Linked DNA regions of Mus musculus: region 2 is linked to region 1. Evidence: chromatin loops called from intact Hi-C (ENCODE). Cell type or tissue: left cerebral cortex. All regions are shown on one strand. Links, peaks and the distances in the headings refer to the core of each region. The heading gives the core; the rest is flanking DNA. Region 1 has its middle 30 kb from the start of Prima1. Region 2 has its middle 14 kb from the start of Otub2.

Region 1 (11,067 bases), core at 1,349-9,348:
TTCTTATAGAACCCAAGATTACCAGCCCAGAGATGGTACCACTCACAATGGGCCCTCCCCGCTTAATTGAGAAAATGCCTTACAGCTGGATCTCATGGAGGCATTTCCTCAAGGAAGGTTCCTTTCTCTGTGATGGCTCCAGCTTGTGTCAAGGTGACATGCAAAACCAGCCAGTACAGCCAGTACCCGCTTTCCCCTCTCTCTTTGCTTCCTGACTGTGGATGCCATGTGCCTAGCCAGGTTCCTGCAGACATACTTGCCTGGTGAAGATTGGCTGTATCTCCTGGAGCTGTTTCTACACATACCCTACCTTTCTTTAAGCTGCTTTGGTCAGAGATCTGTTGCAGCCTCTGAAAGACCCCCCCATCTACCCCCCACCCCAGCTTTCACTGCTGTTGGCTATAACTTTAGGGATCAGGTTTCCACATCAAGGACTGGAGAGATAGAACTTCACCTAGGACCCTCTCTACTAGGAGATGTTCTTGGACACCCAGTTGATATTTCAAGGCCAGCATTTGACATCTCAGAGGGCACCTGCCACAGGTACCAGGCTTGTGAGGGAAGGGCCTGCACTGGTCTCCAAGGCAGTAGCTTAGAGGCCTCAGAGAACCTTAGAAACAAAGGATTCTGCCTTGTACTGCTGTGGGCAGGAGGTAGACCCTGGAAGGAAGTTGTAGGGAGTCCTTTCTCTGCTTTTACTCTGACCAACTTCCTTCTGGATGGCTAGAAGCCAGAAGGGTATCTTTTTTTTTTTTTAATTAGTTTTTAGCATGATAGAGCAGAAGGGAGTGTTTGTGGAGGCAGCAGAAAAGCGGTGACTCACTGTTCTGAAGGCGTTTGGTACACATCAAACCTTACAGAAAGCTGCACTCAGCTAATGCTGCTCCCTACAGGAGCCTGGGTGCAGGGTCACTCCCAGTCCCCAAATCTCAAAGAGCCTATGGACGGCTTCATTTTCAGTTGGCCAAGAAAAGTTACAGCTTCCTTCTTCTGCCCCTTGTTGATCTTCAGCCATGGTCAGCGAGTGCCTGGCTTTTGGCCTCTAAGCTTCTGCTTCTTTTGTGAGTTGTTGAAACACAGCGCTAAAATAATTAAGACGTCAGATTTTATGTCTTTTGTGCCCATTTTTATGACAACATTTGCCTTTTTCATATCAATTCGCAGCACTGCTTTGTACATTAAGGATATTAATCCTTGCAGTACAGCGCGGGCTGCGGAGAATATTTTCTCACTGTGCCTCGACATTGGATTTTATTTATGGCGTTTTTTGGAGTCAGGCTGTTCAATTTATAAGTGGTCAAATCTATTAATCTTTTCTTTTATGAGTTTGCTTTTGGTTTCATACTTAGAAAGCTCCTTTCCCAGGCCAAAATTATATAAACATTTATATTTTATTCATTCTTTGTGATTTTTATATTCCCCAAAGTAATTTTTACATTGAAGTAAGGAATTATTTGGGGATACAGTATAAAGTTATAAATTATGGCATAATTTGATTTCCTTTATAATTTGTGGGGCTGTCTTTAACATTTATTAAATTCAGATGATATTTAACAGGTAGCCAAGATAGATGATTCATCAGGTAGACAGACAGACAGACAGACAGACAGACAGACAGACAGACAGAAATCTAGACTGTCTTTTTTATTCCATTATCCTGTCTGATACTTAGATTTATCATGTCTTCTTAAAAATGTAAATTTTCCAGGACCATTAGGGTGTGGTATGACATAATTAATTAACAAATATATATTGAGCTGGGCCTAGTAGCACAGGCCTGAACACTCCAGCCCGTCTGGCATCTGGGCAGGAAGATTTTTAAGTTCAACTTTGTCTACAAGTGAGTTCAAGGAGAGTCTGGGCAACCTTGTGAGACACTGTCTCAGAAAAAAAAGTAAAGAGAAGACTGAGGCTGTAGCTCAGTGGTGGAGCACTTGCTTGGCAGGCCTGGGGCTTTGGGGCTCTTCCTGAGTCCTGCAGGCAAAGGATTAAAAGGAAGGGAGTTTATACTGAGAGGCTGCACAGACTTTTTCTATACCGGAACATGTTTTTTTTTTTTTTTTTGTTTGTTTGTTTTTTTTTTTGTTTTTGTTTTTTTTTTTTTTTTTTGTTTTTTTTTTTAAGCTTGTTGATTGTGGCCAGTAATTTGCATGCAGCCAGTTCTCCTTGCTTTGGGCATCCAGTGTGATGGATTTGACAGGTCCACACAGCAGGGAGTCACCAAGACAATTCCTCACGACACACAGCTATCTCATGCTCTCAAGAAAGCATCGTCTACTACTTTTATTTTAAACAGTAATGTTTTATAAGTTGGAAAATGTATCATCTTTACTATTTTCTTTTTTTGAAGCAGAATCTCACACCAATCAGGCTGGCCTGAAACTTGATATGCAGCTGAGGCTGGCCTTGAACTCTTGGTTCTCCTGTCTCCACCTTCAAAATACTAGATTATAGACTTATGCCACCACACCCTGTTTCTAGGCTGGAGACTGAACCTAGGGCTCTGTGCATGCCAGGCAACTTTGTCAACTGAGCCACATTTCTAGCTCTTTTTCTCCATCTTAAAATGTACAGTACAGTCGTGTTAGGTCCATCCACAGAGTTGGGCAGCAGATCAGCGAGGCTTTTCATGTCGCCAATTGGGCACTTCTAACTCTTCAAAGTTTCCTACTCCCTTTCCTAGTCCCTATGAAATGCCATTTGTCATCCAGCTTAGTCAAATTGGCTCCTCTGGGTACTTGGTATAAATGTGGTTGGTTGCACTGAGGGGTTGGCCCTTGTGGGTTGAAAATATTGGAGAAAAAACCCAACTGCACCTGTACTGGCCTTTGCAGGCACTCCTTCTTCAATTCTCTGAGTCACACAGTGGGAGTTCTGATGTATCATGTGCATGGCGCTAGGTACCATGAGACATAGATAGTTCAAAGTCTGCAGCAGGATGTATGTAAGGCATGCATGTTCTGTTTTCCACAGAGTATCTAGTACCCTGAGGCCATGGAACCTCAGAGGCCGAAGATCACTGTCTGTCTGAGTAAAACATTCCTAAGGCCCACCATATCCCAACATTGAAAGACTTCTCTCTGTGTGTGCATGTTCTTATGTGTGCAAACATGTACTTGTGTGTATGTGAATGTGGAGGCCAGAGATCAGCCTCAGGGGTTACTCCTCAGAAGTCAGCCACTTTGATTTTTGAGACAGGGTCCCTCATTGACTTGAGGCTCACCAATTAGGCCAGACTGGCTGCCATTGAGCTCCTACTACCCTCCTGTTTCCGCTTTCCTGGGGCTGGGATTACAACTGTGTGCACAAGGCCTGACTGTTTGCATGGATGATAGCGTTCAAACTCAGGTCCTCAGACTTATATGACTAACACTGTCACCAAACAAGCAATTCCTTGGCCCTCCTTTTTCTCTTAAACACTGCGTTGTACTCTCAGCATCTCACTCCTGCAGGCACTAGGTCCTCATCTGTTTTCCCTCTTGTCTAGTTTTCTTCTCCAACAGTGGTGGCATGCACAGCCCCTCCCAGTGTGCAGGCTTCTGAGACTGGCTTTCACTTCCTGTAATATGTAAGAGGCCCATCCTTGTAGTGGGGATGCTGTGTGTCCTGGCTGTCTCCCATTGTTGAGCCACACTTCATTGTGTGACTGCATCAGAGCTGATTTATCCATTTCCACGCTGGATATAAATTTGGGTTGTTCATGTTTTTGTTATTACTGCCTCATAATGCATTTTTATAGTGAAAGCGTCCAATTCCAACTGTAGTAGCTCATCTTCCATGACCGTAATGAAATATCCAATGCTAGGGGTTTTCTTAAGAGACAAGGTTTATTTAGATCTCATGTTTAGGGATTCAATGTCCAAACAGCATGGCGCCAGCTCTGCTAAGGGCTCCACTGTCTGCTTGGCCTCATGGCAGATGGGCTCACCATAGGCAGGTGCAAGAGTATGAGGTTATGTGTCTAGACAGAGAGGGAGAGAGACTTGAAAAGACCTGGCAGGTTTTTATAACTACTGGTTCAACAGAGAAAAGGCCCACCATGGACAGCACCTTCAATGCTCCAGTTATTTCCTATTGGGTCCTGTCTCTTAAAGGCCCCACTACATCTCCACGCAGGGGAGACATTATACAATATGCAAATCACGGCGTTGCTGTGCAGGTGCCAGATGCAGCCAGAGTTAGAGGAGAAGCAAGCACCCCTAGAATATGGAAGTGAGAGGGGAGGGACCAACCTCCTCACAGGTCTGAGTCACGTCAGAGGACTTACCGAAATAGCCAGCTCTTACAGAAAATGAAAACCAAAACACCAACCAACTACACACACACACACACACACACACACACCCCTGCACCTTCCCCACTCCACACTTGCCTGCCAAAAAGGTCTGGGGAGATGTTTCTGCTAATAAAACGTTTGCCTCTAAAGCAGAGGGCCTGAGTTCAAGTTTGAGCCCCCATGTGGATGGTTTTTGTTTGTTTCTTGTTTTTTACTGTGGTTTTTTTTTTTTTTTAATAGTAGAAACATTTTAGAATTCTAGTGCTAGAGAGGTGGAGGCAGGCAGATCCCTAAAGCTGACTGGCCGAACTGCCTAGACTCTGTGCTGAGTTCCAGGCCTGAGGAACAACATGGAAGGTTGTTATCTGGCCTCTACATGTGTATCTGGGTGAGGACATTTTCCTGGCATCTACAAGGCTCTGGGTTCCATCTCCAGGATTGCACACACCCACACACCCACACCCACACCACACACACACACACACACACACACACACACCACACCACACACACACACACACATACACACACAGCATACACACCCACCCCCCCCCCCACACACACACAGTGTGTCTCTTATGATTCTGACATAAGCTCAGGATCCACATCCCAGAGCCATTGCTTGCTGATGGTGTGACTTTAGACAAATCACTTGGCCCCTGGGAGTCCCAGTTTCATTGTGTATAAGATGGAGTCAGGAATGTATCCTTCATTTAGCCATGGAGGTGGACGAGATGCCATCTGTAAAGAATCTGATGGAGTTTGTGATTCATAACACACCCACTGTGGGCGTCACTCTTAATTGCCCATCTTTGGAAAAACCAAGGTGCAGAGTACTGACCATACGCTCCACACTGCTTCAGCCTCCCACCTAAGGGAAGCTGTGGTCCTGGCTGAGGCACCAGGCTAGCTTCCTCTGCATCCCACCCCCACCCTGGGCATCTCTCAACTGCATCTTGCACACCCAGACTCCCACCTGAGCATCTGGTGAAGAAATCACCAGGGAACCACAGGACTCCTCAGCCTGGGCGTGTCGTCTCCACAGGCCCCCAGCTCTGGCCCATCGATTTGCAGGAGCAGAGAAAACAAGCTCCTGGGAAATAACAGCCCCATCAGACAACCATTCTCCACTGCACCCTTCAAGGTGGTCAACAGCCCTTTGGCTCTCATCCTAAAGATGGAGGGGAGGCACGAGTCCACCAAAGTCCAACCTGCGCTGCTGGCTGCCTGAGAGCCAGAAACTGTGATGGATGGAGCCCCTGTGACACTGAAGGAAAGTCACAATCTCTATACATCACCAGAGCGGTGCAAGGATCTACATCGTCGCTTGTCTCCAAGCCCCAGCCCCAAAACTTTAGTTTTAGGAGAGTAAGGGCCACAGTTGTTTATTTCCACACCTAGTAGGCCCTAGGTAAATATGAGATACATGAGTGAGTGAATGAATGAATGGATCCTTGTTCTGTCTCTCCTGCTGTTAGAATTTTGTCCAGTCACTATGGACCAGTTAAATAGCCAGTGGGAGCCTTATTTTCCTCATCTGTAAAATGGAGCTGCGGGGAGCATTCAGTCTATATCCCAAGCTCCGAGAGGATTGGAAGATGAAACTTTAGTGAAGTTGAGGTCGAGGTGGTGGAAAACAGACATCATGAGTTCAAGTCTGGGCAGGCAGCTGACTCAGAGTACAGCTGACCCCTAGGATATCTGGTGGCTTTTCTTAAATCTGGGTCCCATCTGCCTTGGAGCGACCATACAGAATCAGGGCCTCCTGTGTTTTCTGCAGCATGTGGCATTCCCAAGGGACGTGGGATGCTTGGGTGTCATGGGTGGAGGGACATCCCTGTTTCCCTACGGCAGGCTCACAAGGCAGAGTTCACAGTGGGAACCTAGCATTTGTGTGGGCATGGTGCTTCAGATACCAAGGTGAGGATGTCACTCTTAATGACCAGGACGGTGGGGGCTATGGGAGGTTCTGGAGCAGCAAATAGACCTGGTAGACCTTACCTTTGTTAGACAATTGATGCTTTAATGCCTCCCCCAAAAGGAATCTGTAGTGGACATTGGTGGTACTTGGAGTCAAGGAATGAAGGAAACAGCCGGGAAGGTCACTGTCCCACGGGGCGGCAGCAGCCCTCTACAGGCATGGATGCAGGAGTCCTTCAGTGCTTCAAGTCTGCATCCTGAGATGGACATCGAAGGGTCCAGCGTGGGGATGCCAGGGGCTCTATGCTCACAGTAACAGCAGGGAGCAAGGCTGGGGTTGGGTTGGCCAGAGTGGGCTGAGACCCGGAGAGAGAAAAATGACTCAGAGAAGGTCTGTGGATCCTAAGCTAGACCTCTGCAACAGGCTCGGGTGCTGTTGGGGCGACATGGGTACTATTCCTCAGGAGAGCCAGGCATGAGCGGGGAAACTCCTTATTTTCCCCCAGGATTTTCCTTTCCGGACACTTTTCCCAAGCCACCAGGGGCCTTAGGCATGTACCCACAGTACAGTCATGAGGAAGAGAAGGGGTGCCTTCCATGAAATGTGGGTGAGGCCCACCTGGACTCCTCCTTCTTCCTCCCTATGTTCCCAGTAGCATCCCCTGGGCACCTCATGGGTGTGGAGCAAGCAAGAGAGTCGAGCCATTCTTAGGGGGTGGAGTCCTTTCTTTGTATGGAGTTTTCAGAAAAAACTGAGAAGACAGTAGCATAGTTTGAAGATGCGACATAATTCATATTCCTGGCTTCCTGAAACCAAACCTCATCAAATGCTCACCTCCAACACCACTGCAAGAAGAAAGAGGAGGGGTGGGAGGAAGAAGGGGAGGGAGGAGGGGAAGGAAGAGGAGGAGCGGGCAGGGAGGAGGATATACTGGGACATCTCTGATGGAGAACTTGCTGGCAGCAGGACCAGCCAATATTTTCTGCTGTAACTGATCACCATGCTGTGAAAAAAGGTACCCTACTCCTATAGCTATCTGCAGGCAGGGTCAGCAGAGCCCACACAGGGTAATGAACCCTCCTAGAGAGTCTTGGCAGAGCCATCATTGGTTGAAGATCCCCTGGGCCCCACCCCCTATGTGAAGATTGACAGCTTGTCCATGCTGTAGGTTCTGGGCAGTTACAGGTCTTCACTCTTGGGCTCTTCTGAATAGAGCATTAGTTCATTCTTCGCTCTCTTCCCCTTTCCAGGAAAGACAGCCTGGGCCCTGGAGAGTGTGCAGATTGACCACAAGGCAACAACATTACCTGACCCAGGAAGACAGAACTAGACACTGGCCCACTGATGCCCTACTCTGAATCGGGGAGGTGTGACCCAGGATCAGGACAGAAGTAACATCCAAAATGAAAAAAAAATATATATATATACCTTAGTCCCAGCCTTGTTCTAAGAGAAAAGTATTCAGTCTAGGAGGCTGCCTCTCTGTCATTTTATAATGAAATTCATTTCTTTTACCCCAAGCCTTTAATGACTAAGTTAAGCAAACTGTGGAAGGGGGATTTAGGCTCAGGCAAGTGGGCGGGACATGCTCAGAGACCTGTCACTCACAGGAGGCTGAGTCGTGACTCAGAGGCTTTTACATACAGCACCCACACGAGCAGGCATACACACCTGCAGATACCACGCAGGTACATGAGCACATGCATGCACACGCACACAAACACACGCACATACACACACATGCTCCATCACCTCAAACCTCCAATTGCAGCTCCACTGTGACACAGAGAGCCCTTTCTGCATTCCTCACTTTCCTAATCTGTAAAGTGGACAGTGTCACTCTCAGGTCACTGTCTGACACATGAATGGCAGAAGTGTGCAGACTCAAATAAAGTTACTAATGCCAGCTTTGACAGCAGCTCACTGAGTGTTCCAACGGGTGACCACTAGACAGCCTTCCATGCCCTGCTTGTTTACTTGTTTCTAGAATTTTCCTTTTGTTCCTGTAACAGTGCTTTAACAGATGATCCCCGAAGGCAGTCCAGGTTGGGAGCCATGATGGAAGCTCTGATGTGAGGAGGCCCAGCTTTACTGAGCAACTATTATGTGCCAAGTCTTACACTAAGAACTTTTCCTCATCTGACATCTTATGGAAAACCAATGGCATCCTCACAAACCCTTTGAGACGGTGAAGCAGAGTTCTGGAGTCAGAGAGTCCCTGCCCCGGCTCCATCCACCCCTACGGTTAAGAAGCCATGAAGCCACGGAAGACTAGGGGTCCTCAGGGCAGAACTGAATCCTAGAGGAGTTTGTCTTAGTTAAGGTTTCTACTGCTGTGATTGAACACCACGGCTAAAAGTAACTTGTAGAGAAAAAGGTTGATCTAATCTTACAGCTTACACCCCATCACCGAGGGAAGCCAGGGCAGGAACTATAGAAGACCAGGAACCTGGGGGCAGGAGCTGAAGCAGAGGCGATGAAGGGGTGCTGCTTACTGGCTTGCTCCTCTTGGCTTCTTCAGCCTGTTTTCTCATACAATCTGTGTCTTATATTCAGGGCTGGGAGCAGCAGAGTGGGCTGGGCGCTCCCACACCAATCACCAATCAAGGAAATGCCCACAGGCTTGCCCATAGCCCAAGCTTATGGAGACCGTTTTTCCAGTTGAAGTTTCCTTCTCTCAGATGACCTTAGCTGTGTCAAGTTGACAAAAGAAACAAAAATAACAGACCAAACAGAAAAGCCAAAACAAACTAACAAAAACAATAAGCAAACAGGAATAACAAAACAGTCAAACACAACAAAACAAGCAAATAAACAAATACCAGCCAGCACATTCATGGTTCCCACTTCTACAGCATCCCAGACGCCAAAGATCAGGGTCTCCTTCCTGTACCTGGCAAGAAAACCAAGACCTCCCCTAGCTCAGTGCTGCTCCAGAGTCGGAGTCCTGCCCCCTCCAGCTTCCCTGAGCTCCCCTCACAGGGGATTGTTCCATACCAGGCTGAGTCAGGATCTGCTAAGCCCTTCACTGTCACTGCCCCTGGAAAGGCAGCCTCACCCACTGCAGCCAACAGCCCCAGTAGCTCTGGAGGAGTGATTGCCTGCCCTGCCTCCCTGGCCCCTCCCCCAGGCCCCTTACCCCCCTCTTCCCAGCCCACCTGCACCGGAAGTGTCACATGCTACCCTGGTGTCCAGATACTTTCTCCTGGGACTCACACCGGAGTGGAGGTCCCACAGAATCCCTTGCATCTCAAGCCCCTCTGAGGTGAGCTGTGCCCCCGTCCCTCCTCAGTCAGTCCTCCCTGCAGCCCAGTAAGAAGGACAACAAAATCCTGCTTTTTAACACAGGAGGAAAAGCCCATGGAAGCAAACCCACTCATCTAAGGTGCCTCAGTCTGTAGATGGCAAGGACAAAACCTGAGTCTAAGAGGGTCTGACACAAATGCTGGGTCCCCTTTCCACTCTGTCTCTTGGAGACCAGCCTTTGGCTAATACTGATCTTAACCACATACCTACTGCCTCCACCCAATGCTTTGAACTTCACTTGGTCATGACTGTCAGCAGATGTGGGGGTGCACGCGGTGGGGGAGGTGCAGGATCATGGCTGCCCAGGACAGGGCTAAGTCGTCTGTCTATGTCAGGTTTCTCAATGAAAAGCCAGTGCACATATAGGATTGGGGCTGAGTGACAGCCAGAGAGCGGTAGCTGTGGACCAGGAGGCAGGGCCTAAGCCTTGCGGCTGGGGTGTCAGGAAGAGCCACACCTTCAGTGAGGAGGTCAGGGTCCGGGTAGTGGAAGGCTGCACACCTCAGGCCAGGAAAGAAGCCGTGGCTGCCCTTGGCCTTAGGAAACATCCAAGTACTTCTTCCAGGGCCCAGGCTCATAGCTGGAAACTCAGAGCTGCGGGTCGCGGGCAAGTAAGAAGCCATGCTGCAAAGATGCAGGCTGCCCAGGGAAGGTGAGGAGCAGCCTGGGTTCTCCCATCTAGCACTTCAGTCTGTGAGACAGAGATGAAGCGGGCAGGCTCTGCCCTTGCATGGTCTCAGGTCTGTGGACTTAGGAAACAGTGGGTACATGGCTGTTAAGGTCCCACAGAGCCCAGACTTGGATCTGTGAGGCATCTCTGGGGAGATAAGTACCCGAGTTTACCAGTTATTACCCAAGGCTTGCTCATTTGCAGGACTCTTCCAGCCCTTCTTCCTTGTAGGTTTCTGTCTCAGCCCAAACCACAGGGACCCCTGAGGTGGGGCAGCATAGTTCTCGCTGAAGCAGGTGCTCAATGGGGTGCCCCAGCCATCCCCAGAATGCCACCAAGACAAGAGCTGTGTGGATTATTATATGGGTGTCAGGACTTGGCCACACGGGGTAGAGCTGGCTTCAGGGTTGCTGGGGTCTCTCCCCAGGTGGCAGGTTAGCAGCTTTTTTTCTCAGCCCTGTGGTCCTCAGCACACTGGCCCCACCCCCTTCACTCCTGGAAGCAGAGAGGGCAGAGTGTGAAGTTGTTCACTGGGGCATGGAGGGAGGGGGGGGAAGAGGAGCTGGGTGACTAAAACCCCCTGCAGCTGGGACGTGATTGGGCTGCGGTGAACATCTTCCCATGGCTCTTCCTACAGTGGGCACTATTTTCTCCACATTGAGTCTTCACAGTGAATGCAGAGCTGGGCATCTGAGCGTGTCAAGGACTTGAGGCAGACACTGACAACACACTGGTCAGTTACTTCCCAGGAATGATTGGTCCCATTTGAGCCACCGGGCAATCTAAGTCAGAGACTCCTTTTTTCTGGGCCTGTTGCTGTTTTCAAACTCACTCCTAACTTGATAGTAAGGTCACTATTGGAATAATGTTTCCTCCCTGAGCACATTAGTGAGT
Region 2 (11,067 bases), core at 1,060-9,059, 100 kb before region 1:
TGGATGGATCTCAGAAAAGTCTTTGAACTTTGAACTTTTAACATTGTTGAGACTGCTATAGACTATAGAGACTTAGGAAGTGGGACTAAATGTATTTTGCATTATGCTATGTTTAGGTATGGCCCTCATATGTTTGAACAAGCCTATGACTCAACTGACTCCAGAATCTGCTCTCTCTTCCTCCCTTTGAGGTGAGAGTGGTGTTTTTGCATGAATCTACTCGGCATCCATCCAAGCCCAGTTTCTCAGCTACTGGGCTGAGAGATTGTCAAGCCGGGCTCTCGCTTCCCTGCTCTTTGGGAACTGAATTAAGCTTTTCACTTCTTTACATTTTGGGAATGAGCCTCACAAAACCTGCCCAGAGGGTGTGGCATTTCCCTTGTTTGGGACACTAAGAAATCGAAAAAAAAAAACACCAAGAAGAATTTGCTTCTGTTTTTAAAAGTGAGCTTTCTTTTTCTGATTATAAAAGGTAAACATGTTTATTACAGACACTTTGGACAAGATATAAAAAGTATACATAACAAAAGACAAAATGATAACCTGTCGTTCCATCCATCCTAACCATTGTCTCCAAGGCAGGACAGACTCCTTCCCACTTTTCATTTTACTTATGTGTTCACATATGTCTGTGTGAATATATACACATGGGCGTATGTGTGAATGCTGGTGGGGGCCAGAAGAAAGTCTCAGATTCCTTGAAGCTGGGGTTATAGGTTTCCAGGAGCCATCTGATGTGTGTGCTAGGATCAGAACTTTACACCTTCTGATTGAGTGGCAAGTACTCTTAACCACTGAGCCATCTTTCCAGCCCTCTGCCACTTTAACAAAACAGAATGCTTATGTGCATGTGTGTGCGTCTTAGCATGCATATGTGAATCACTTGTGTAAGGAACCCAGAGAAGTCACCATAGGGCACTGGATTCCCTGGAATTGGAGGTACAGATGACTGTGAGCTGCTAGGAGGTGCTGAGAATTGAACCAGGGTCCTCTGCAAGAGTAGTATGTACTCTCCTGCCCAACTCCTCTCCCATTAAAAAGAAGATGAGTCTTGGTTTGGTGTGTATTAGACCTAGTTAATGTACAGATGTATCAGTCAGCTAGTGCTGTGTAATAAGCAGTCGCACACACACACACACACACACACACACACACACTCATTGGTGTATACTCTAACCATTTATTGGTCTTTCGTGGGCCTGTGAGTTGACTAAGGACCAAATAAATGGTTTATGTGGATGAAAGTCTGTTCCATTCGACTCACATCCTTCTGGAACCAGGGGTCTCCCTGAGGCATGATCTCAACATGGTCAAGCTCACAGGCACTGCACAATCATGTATTAATTCTCTGCTAGAGTCAGACTCCAATAACATCTTACTGGACAAAGGAAGTCACATTGCTAAACCCAATTCCGAGTTGGAAAAACAGACTGTCTAGCGGGGAGTTCGGGCCAAAGCATGGATTTACACACGGCCACAGTAGGATGGCAACCTGGTGCCAATAATTCAATCCATCGTGTGAGGTGGGTTTAATTGTAACCCAGCCTCTTGGTGCGGACAAAGGAAAAGCACGCCAAGAACTAAGAGCATCCAGAAGAACGCGTTGCCTGTAGCAGGTTTGCAGAGCACAGGGATTATTTCTGAAGCAATGCCATCCTTAAACACTGGAAGCTGGTGAGGGTGGGCTGCTAAGGGACACATACCTGCGCATGCTCAGTCTGAGGTGGGCCCCGCTAAGGGACACACACCTGCGCATGCTCAGTTTGGCGCCCCCCCCCAAGGGACACACACACACACACATACATACACACACCTGCGCATGCTCAGTCTGAGGTGGGCCCCCACTAAGGGACACACACCTGCGCATGATCAATCTGAGGTCCTAATTTAATGAGGGAAGATGGCAGGCACATTTTGGGAAATGCTTCGAAGGACTTGGGAGAAGCAAAACCGGGGAAAAGGCCAGAGACTGCCCTCAGTGCCAACCCGCATGGTTGAGCAGGTTCCAGAACTGGTTTTTAAACTCTAGGGAACACACAGATTCCTGAGAAGGGATTTCCTGTCCAGGTGATTGACAGGACCGTTTGGATTAACTTTAAAAGGGGGAGGGGACAGCTGTTTTGGTTTTTATCAGAAAACCTATGGATACACAGCATTTTTTTTTTTACAGGCTGTTTAGAATGCTCTCTTCAGCCAGAGTCAAAGATACAAACTCAGGTTCCATTTTTATGTAGGTGGGAGCATGTGTATGTGCCACAACACATGTGTGGAGGGCAAAGGACAACATATAAGAGTCGGTGTTCTTCATACACCACGTGGGTCCAGGCGAGAGAATTCAGGTCTTCCAGCTCGGTAGCAAGTAACCTGTTCTAGATGGATCTCTGATGCTTTGATAAACACCATGACCAAAGGAACATGGTGAGGAAATGGTTTATTTGGGTTACTCTTCCATGTCACAGTCCACCGCTGAGGGAAGGGGGTGGGGGACAGGAACTGAAGCCAAGACTAACAGAGGACCGCTCCTCATTAGTTTCCTCCCAGGCTCAAACTCGGCTTCCTTTCTTACAGAGCCTTGATTCTCCTGCATCAGGATGGTAACTCTCACAGTGGGCTAGGCCCTCCCACATCAATGAACGATCAAGAAAATGCCCCAAAGACAAGCCCACACACCAATCTAAAAGAGGCCATTCTTCACTGGAGGGTCTCTTCCTGGCTGTATCAAGTTGACAACAGAGACATCAAGTTGACATCACAGTGCCTGATGAGCCGCTCGTTGGGCCCTCAGACCCCATTCAGTGCCCCAGCTTCTTCAGTCTCCATCGATATCCGACTAGCTACCTAGCCTAGCCCTAGGACCTCAGATCAAACTGCGCTCCAGAGAATTATGAAAACGGATCCACCATGTCAAAGAGCTCATCTCGGACACATTCACACTGTCCCTCAATTTGTCTTTTATATGGTTGAAACACCTAGCACTTTCTAGGCTGTTCTTAGTCATTTTCTCGATTTGCTTGACTGTGAACCCTCCCTGCCAGTTTTATTTATTTTCGTGAGTTTGGGGTCCTGGGCTGAGTGAAAAATGAGGACTGCGAGACAAGTAGGCAGCGACATCCGCCTCTCCCTGCTCCCCCACAGCAGACACACTGTGACCAGCTGCTCCACAAGTCTTCCTTTCTGTGATGGCCTGCAGCCCTGCAGCGAGCCCCCACACACCCATCTTTCCATAAGCTGTTTTTGTTAGTATTTTGTCAAGAAACAAGAAAAGCAACCAACACTACTCACCACAGCCCCGGGACTCAAGTCGAAAGCTTGCCCTTAGCCTGCTGTTGGGGGGTTCTTGTTCACAATTTGTCCTCTTCTCAGGCAGCCATGATGGCTTAGGCCCTTAGTATCTGCCCCAGTGCCTTGGCCACCTTTTCCAGCTCCTCCCCAACTTCTTCCTTCTGAAATTCATGCAAGAGGATGGTGGCCTCCTTCTTGACACAGCCTCCTTCACTGTTCCCTTTCTTGACTGACACACACAGTCTCCCTCTCCCCCTGCTACAGAACTCCCTCCCTGTTCTGCCCAGTGGAGCCTGCCACCCACTGATGACAGCCCACTGTCATTCACCATCCGCCACTGTGTACAGCTCTCCATTGCTGGCAGCTAGCTCACTGGCTGCTCGTCACCGCCCCCCCCCCCCCCCACACACACCAACAGGCCTGTGGAGTGAACAGCACAGCCAAGGTACAGCTGCCTGTGGCTTCCTGGGGACACACATTCCCTACTCTAAAGGAGGCGTTTCAGGCTCTGTGTGTATGTGGGTGACTCACCTCCTCACCCAACTTTAGGGTAGGAAAACCAGCTCAGAGAAGAGCCTTCTTCTGCCAGACCTTCTGAGGGCTGATGTATTCCAAGCAGTGGGAAGACACTTGGTGTGGGTAGCTTCTGGGGGACTCATGATCAGAGCGCCTACAAATCTAGTCCCCTGTTAGCTCCCTGGCCGTTGTGGTCAAGCACAACCCTCACAAATCTGGTGACGTGGAGACTCCTTCACATTCCCCATGACTGATATTCCTAACAGACAAACTGTCAGAAGCACATTGCATTAAGAGGCCACAGTCACAGCAAGAAAGATCCTGGAGCCCAGAGGTGACAGGCCACACAAATAGAGGGGCCCTGTCCTACATATGCCACCAATTCTCTATCAGCCTACCCCAGGCACTTGTGACAATCCCCCCAGTACGGGTAGCAACAGCACCTCACATCCGGCAGGTTCCAGAACCTTGCCTGCCCCCCTGTTTCCCCACTCCCTGAAAACAACATATGGCTTCCTCCTCCATCTCCTCCTCCTCAGAGGAACAATGGAGAGAAAAAGAGGCAGAGTGAGCTAGCTCATGTGATGCCTGGGACCTAGGCCAGGAGCTCTGAGGATGCTGGGAAATGGGGTCCTGGGGCTTCTCACACCGAGTTGCCTTGGGGATGTCCTCAAGGGTGCGCTGCACTGCCTGAGCCTCCGGCCTTTGAGACTGTGCCCTGACAGCATCCTTGGGCTCCAAGAGTTGCAAGCTCATTCTCACAGTCTCCATCTTGCCCAATACAAATTCCTGAGAAGGAAAATAAACCTCTCAGCTGCTAGTCCTTCTGCCCTGACACCCCCTTCCCAGAGGCCACGGCAGCAACAAAGTGGGGATCTGTAAAGGACAGGACATCAACATCCCAGGCAAGAGCATAAAAGAAGCACAGAGGGGTCAAGTGTCTTATCGGAAGTTGCACAGCCTGCTAGTGTTAGATAGATGACCAGGAGACTAGATTCTTGTGTGGTATCCTGAATGTGACAGTCTGCCACTTCCCATGCTTCTTCAAAAATCCCAACTGCACTGAGTAACGCTGACCTACACTGAGTATCACTGACCCACACAGAGAATTGCTGACCCGCACTGAGTTTCCCTCTCCGAGGGGCATTCGTTTCTATTGCCCCATCTCCAGCTATACCTAACTCAATGTTGGGTGCATTTGGGTGACTGGATGGACTAGTGTCGGATGAGGAACTGATGGGGACCTGATGAAATGAACTTGTGGCAGCCATCTAGACACATGCCTCTTACCCAGAAGTCACAACATTCTGGCTATAATGTGAAGGCTTTGCAAAAATCCCAGGGGCTCACAATTACATGAACACCAGAAGAAATGGCTGTCCCTGAGCTTCACCAGGCAAGTCTTACTCATGGCTACTGCGGCTCGTGGGCGTTCTCGACGTGCAGAGAGACTCAGGATTCTAGCTTGCATGCTTATATTGAGCTTGCATTAACTGAGGTGAGCCTGTGCTGAAGATGCCAGACAAAACAGGTCCTTCAGAGTGCCGCTGAGTGCTGGATCACACCGTGCCTGAAACCCACTCTCAACAGCAGACTTGTCCTGGTGGTGGAGGCAAGTACATCACAACCTCGAATTCACTACAGAATGACAGCAATCAAGACGGACGGTGTGGCTTTGGTGCAGGAGGTGTCAGGCAACTCAAAGGGACAGCACCCAGAAGCTGGGTTAACAGAAGGGGGCTAGCATCACACACCTTTCAGAGGTGATGGAATGACCTTGTATTAAGTAGTACAATTTTTTTTTTTTTTGAGAAAGGGTTTCTCTGTGTAGCCCTGGCTGTCCTGGAACTCATTTTGTAGACCAGGCTGGCCTCGAACTCAGAAATCTTCCTGCCTTTCCCTCCTGAGTGCTGGGATTAAAGGCGTGTGCCATCACGCCCGGCTCTAAATAGTACAATTTTGACGGGCAGCATTAAGGGTATACTTAAGGGAGGCATGTTTTTAACGTATGTGAATTTTTATCTCAAAAACGTTTTAAAGAAATAAATCCATGCTCTGCCACTGGTTGAAGTCAGTCTGACGTTTTCCATTGCTGCAGTGATAAGTATCTCAGTGGGGGTGGGGGGGGCAGCAAAGAGGCAGCACAGGGTAGTTGGCTGAGTCCCAGAGGAGGGAGTCAAGGCTTCTCCTAGCACTAGAGCCCCCAACTCTAGAACATTCTCATGTGTCTACCCATGTGTCCTCCTGTGTGCAAGGGGATGCTGTGTGCATGTCTCACATGTGTGAGGGGGTGTGCATCCAGCAAGGTAAATGAGGTATGGGAGTTGTGGCCTTGGCCAAGGTGGTCTCCATATAAACACCAACAAAGGCAGACATACACCTGTGCACCCCCTCCCAATCCCCTTCACTTACGTGGTGCTTGGGTTTGTTGAGAGGCTAACAGAAACTGTAGGGTCAGGGTTACTATTGCTATGCTAAAACTCCATGTCCAGATGTAAGTAGGGAAGGAGAGAGTATATTTCACTTACAGTTCCATAGAACAGTTCATCGCCAAAAGCAGTAACAGCAGGGACTCAAGCAAGGCAGGAACCTGGAGGCAGGAGCTGATGCAGAGGCCATGGAGGGCTGCTGCTTATTGGCTTGCTCCCCTTTGCTTGCTCAGCCTGCTTCCTTATAGAACCCAGGACCACCAGCCCAGGGAAAGCCCCACCCACAATGGGCTGGGCCCGCCCCCATCAATCACTAATTTAAAAAAATGTTTTACAAGCTTGCCTACAGCACAGTCTTAGAGAGGCGTTTTCTTATCTCCCATTCTCAGATAACTGGAGCCTGTGTCAAGTTGATATGAAATTGGCCTGCACAGAGACCCTAGATGCCGCTGCCTCAGTACCCATGGGAAGGCAGGCTCTGTGGGCATCTGTCAGTCCTTTTCTGACCAGAGAAGAGGTTCAGTGTCAGGCAAGCTGTCAGCTGAGGAGCAACACCACTGGGCCATGTTGTTGATGGGCAGTTGCACTTAGCTAAGCAGCAGGTTGTGCAGGAGGACAAGGCTCAACCCACCTTTCAGCACCCCTGCCATGACCCGTATCACTCCAGCCAGAGTGTCCTCTACCTGGAACCACCCCCGAGTCAGTCTTCCACTCTGAGAGCTCGTGGAAGCTCCTCCTGCTACACGGCCTAAACAGTCCTTACAAAGAGAGCTTGGGTGAACCCTCTCAGTTGGGCCTCTTGACTGGAATCATCAGCTCTTCCTTGGGTGATGGGTGCAGAGTTGGGTGAGTCTGAGGAACTCAGTGGACCTCATTCTGGCACGTTGGTGGCCTGGGACTTAGTCTTCTAAGGTCATGGCCGGATGCAATGGCTTTGCCTCTCAGCTTTGAGAGGAGAATGCACAGCTGGATATAAAGGTGCAAGTCTGCCAGCCCAGCACTTGGTCAGCAAGGCAGGAGATTTGTGAATCCAAGGTCAACCTGAGCCGCATACTGAGACTCTGTCTTAAAACACAGGGTGTGGAGGGCAGGCAGAGAGTCTCTACTCTGCCACCCAGCTCCTCTCTCTGCCCCTTGTTTGGAAAACAGAAGCCTCCAGACTGGACTTCAACTCTGGCGTCTTTTAAGCAAAGAGCCCCAAGGGCCCTCCCTGACTTTGGAGCTGAAAGGCAGAGATGAGGGGCATTGTGGCTCATGGATGGTGAAGGGAGAAAGCCAGAATACATTTCTCAGACCAGGAGGGGCCTTGAAGTGCCAAAATCCCAGGTCCTCGATTAAATCTGTGTGCTGAGCACAGGACAGCAGGATGACCAGAATAGCATACAGTGACACCCAGAAACTACTGTGCCCGCCACAAATGTTGCAGAGGTTCGAGGAAAGACTGAATGAGGTGCCAGGCTTTAGGATAGAACAGGTGGGTCCCAGCTATAGGCATTAGCAGAGCTGGCCTCAGTTCTCCCAGCTGAAGACAAACATCTGCCCATCCCAAAGGACACCCGGGAAAGCTGATGGCCACCAAGAAGAGAGTGGGATGCACAGGCTCTGTGTCTGCTGTTCGTATGTGTCTGTTTGTCTGATTAGGCCTGTCTGTATTTCCATGAGTTTATACGCATGTGTGTGTTTGCATCCGTATTTATATATCTATGTCTCTAGGTTTCTCTTTGTAGCCTCTCTCTGTTTCTCTCTGTGTCTCTGTCTTCCCCCCTCCTCTGTGTGTGTGTGTGTGTGATGGCATATTGGGTGACGCTGGTTGCTAGCTGACTGAACTCATATTGTAGCTTCCAGCATACAAGTATGCATCAAATATCAAAGATGGATTTTATATCAAAGGGATATCAAATGTCCCTTCTGGAAGGGGACTCTGGCTTCTCTCTGCCCACCTCTCTCCTTGACATCTCTTCTGCAGCTGGCACAGTCAGATCTTCAGGCTCTGAGGTGACAGGGGTGAGAACATCTTGGTTTACCAGACTCTCTGGGGTATCCACAGAGCTTGGTCCTGCCCAGAGGAACTCTGTACCACTATTGAGTGAGTGGGCGGACACAGAAGGCCCTGGGAGATGCAGGACAGAGTCAGACTTACAGCCTCAGGACTGACTGAGGCTCAGCCATACTGGCTGTGGGGCTATGCTAGGCAGACAGACACCAGGATGTAAATTGGGGTGACACAGGGCCGATCGAGTGGCCTCCTTTCCCCGATGCTAACTTGCAAATGACAAGAATACTCTGGCTAAAATGCTCCCTAAAACTTGGTAACAAGCCACACTTTCACGCAAAGTTCTTAACTCACAATCAGGAGTGAGGAGGAGTCATAAGGAACTAAACAATTGGACCTTCGGTAAAAGACAAATATAATCCTGAGTACTGTGGGAAGAAATGCCCAGTGTGGACACAGGATGCTCTCCAAAGAAAAGCTACCAGGTGGCGCAGTTCCAGATCACTACCACTAGGGGGCAGAGGCTCTGCAAATATCCCATTGTACTAGTCTTGAACTAACCAATCGGCCAACCAACCTTCTGGCTCCCGGTGGCAGTGTAACTGGGCAGTTTCTGTCACCTGCCACCTCCTCATTCTGGCAACAATTCTCCTCCCTATAAGATAGCCATAAAGGAGAAAGTGGGGAAGCAGTATTTTTTTTTTTAAACGCTTTGGAGGAGGTTGCTGTTTGGCATCTCACAAGATCTTTCGTCCTACTGTGCGTCCCCATTTGACACATAAGGAAACTGAGGCTCAGAGAGGGTACACATGAGCCACATAGACAGTCAGAGATTGGTCTTGGACTGACACCTGCAAGGATCAAAGAAGACAGCCTCACCTAGACTCTCCTGTAAAAAGGGGTCTCCAATTCTCTCTGATCCAGGGCAAGTGGTTTAGGCTTTAAATATCACCTACGGCACAATGGTTCTCTTTGCTAGAGTCTCCAGGCTCTGGAGGACGGCCTGCTCTATCTGAGAGAAGAGCTCCTGGCGCTGTGGGGCATCCTGGATGGCTGTGAAGAGTTTGCCATGGAGATCCACCATGGTGTCCACCAGGGTTACCTGGGATTCCTCCCATCTCTGCAACCTGTGGAGATGGATCCAAGTCAGATGGACAGATGCCCCCTTCAGCAGCTACACAGACAGAACATAGAGCCCTGTCACTGAGTGGAGCTAGGCAGTCAGACCAGGTTTACTCCAGGACCGTGGGGCAGAGCCAATGGCTCTCTGAGTGCACCTTCTACCTCCTGATTTCTCAACAGAAGCCTGGGCACAGGCCATACCACTTGATGGCTGGGGACACCATGAAAGCATGACATCGTACTAAGCAGGAGGTGACTGAGGAGGATTAGCAGACTAATCTTAGGAGCCTAAGAGCCGAGCACAGGAATGTCCTGTTTGACGGAGCAGGTTCAGCAGGTGCAACAGGTGTCTGTTACAAAGAGACACATGACCTTGGCTCAGCACTCAAGGCCAGATCCTGTCCATATCTCCCACTAATCCTTGAATTCAGAAACTTTCCACCATGAGCCTGCTCTGCAGTGCTGTGGCACCCCCACCCAACCCCATCCGTCTGCCAGGGCCATTTCTCTGCTGAGCCCCACCAGAGGTCACCTGTGACACCTTGTCACCTCCAGGGAAGAGCTGGGATTTCAGAGTTCCTTCCCCACATCAGAACCTTCATCGTGGCTATTAAATCAGATGGGGGTTGGAGCCCCAGCCCACCACTGGCTGACCTTAGAAAAGGTCCTTACCTACCTATCCTCTTTGTACCTTAGAGCTTGTGAGGAGATTTGAGAGAGCCTAACTAACATGGAGTAAATATTATACATACTCTATTTTTGTTTCTGTTGCTGTGATAAGCATTCTGGCCAAAACACCAAAAGTAAAGCAGAACAAACAAAAAACCTCAAGTCACAGTTCATCATGTGTCCAAGTCAAGGCATCAGGAACTTAAAACAGTCACAGCGCATCCTTAGTCAGGAGCAGAGAGAGGTGAACACATGCATGGCTCCTTCCTTGCCTACTCACTTGAACTCAGTTAGCGTTCTCTACTCTTCGATAGGTCAGAACTTCCTGCCTAGGGAATGATGCCACCCATAATGAGCTGTGCTTTCCTACATTGATTAAAATGATCAAGACAACCCCCCCACACACACACCCAGAGATATCTGCAGGCCAACCTGACACAGCAGACAATTCATCAACTGAAGCTATCTTCCCAAATGGTTTGAGGTTGCATCAAGTTGACAATTACAGCTAGCCATCACAGCAACAATTCTTATTTTCGGTGATGTTGAAATAATTATATAAGTATGAGTTTTATGTACATTTATTTGTATAGGTATATATATATGTGTGTGTGTAAGCTGCATGTGTGTGTGTGTGTGTGTGTGTGTGTGTGTGTGTGTGTGTGTGTGGTTACTGTTCCCCTTTCCATATACCTATAACCTCCTTGCTGCATAGAAAGAGAAATTGAGAGCCTGAGACCAAGCTTGCCAGAGGTTGCAAGATATCGCCACTAGGCAGCCTAACCCAGGCACCTGGACCCTTTTCCTCTGTGGCACTCATGGTAACATCAGCATTTGTGTTCCCCACTCAGAGCTGAGCAGCTGGCTGCTCACACAGACATATTCAGGGTCCCATGGCTAGCCAGTACCATACCTGGGCACCCAGTACAGCATGAAGCTCAGTCTTGATTCCCCAGGGAACATCCAGGCCAGATATCATTCCAATAGGCAGGCAGTTCAAGGGTTGAGGGCTGGATAATGTCTGACTAGTGCTCACAATGACTGGAGTAGAATCTC

What was found. A loop is a pair of places that touch in the nucleus more often than their neighbours do. Peaks named below come from ENCODE experiments on the same cell type or tissue, not always from the same donor. Only the 100,000 strongest peaks of a DNase experiment are listed, where the experiment ranks them.
Region 2: a loop joins it to region 1, with 17 times the contacts of the local background. A loop is called at or near these places in 1 of 42 quality-filtered maps.

The regions. Positions count from the first base shown.
Region 1 is chr12:103,266,405-103,277,471 of GRCm38, reverse strand. No RefSeq gene overlaps it. Among named protein-coding and RNA genes, the nearest start is that of Prima1, 30 kb to the right of the region's middle. In left cerebral cortex, for the core only: no CTCF peak of the experiment used is centred there; DNase peaks (open chromatin) are centred at 4,224, 5,102 and 7,805.
Region 2 is chr12:103,369,584-103,380,650 of GRCm38, reverse strand. It overlaps a transcript of Otub2 not described here. Among named protein-coding and RNA genes, the nearest start is that of Otub2, 14 kb to the left of the region's middle. In left cerebral cortex, for the core only: CTCF peaks have their summits at 4,480 and 8,714 (motif pointing right); DNase peaks (open chromatin) are centred at 3,768, 4,344, 5,213, 8,737 and 1 more place; H3K4me3 peaks cover 403 bases; H3K27ac peaks cover 1,968 bases.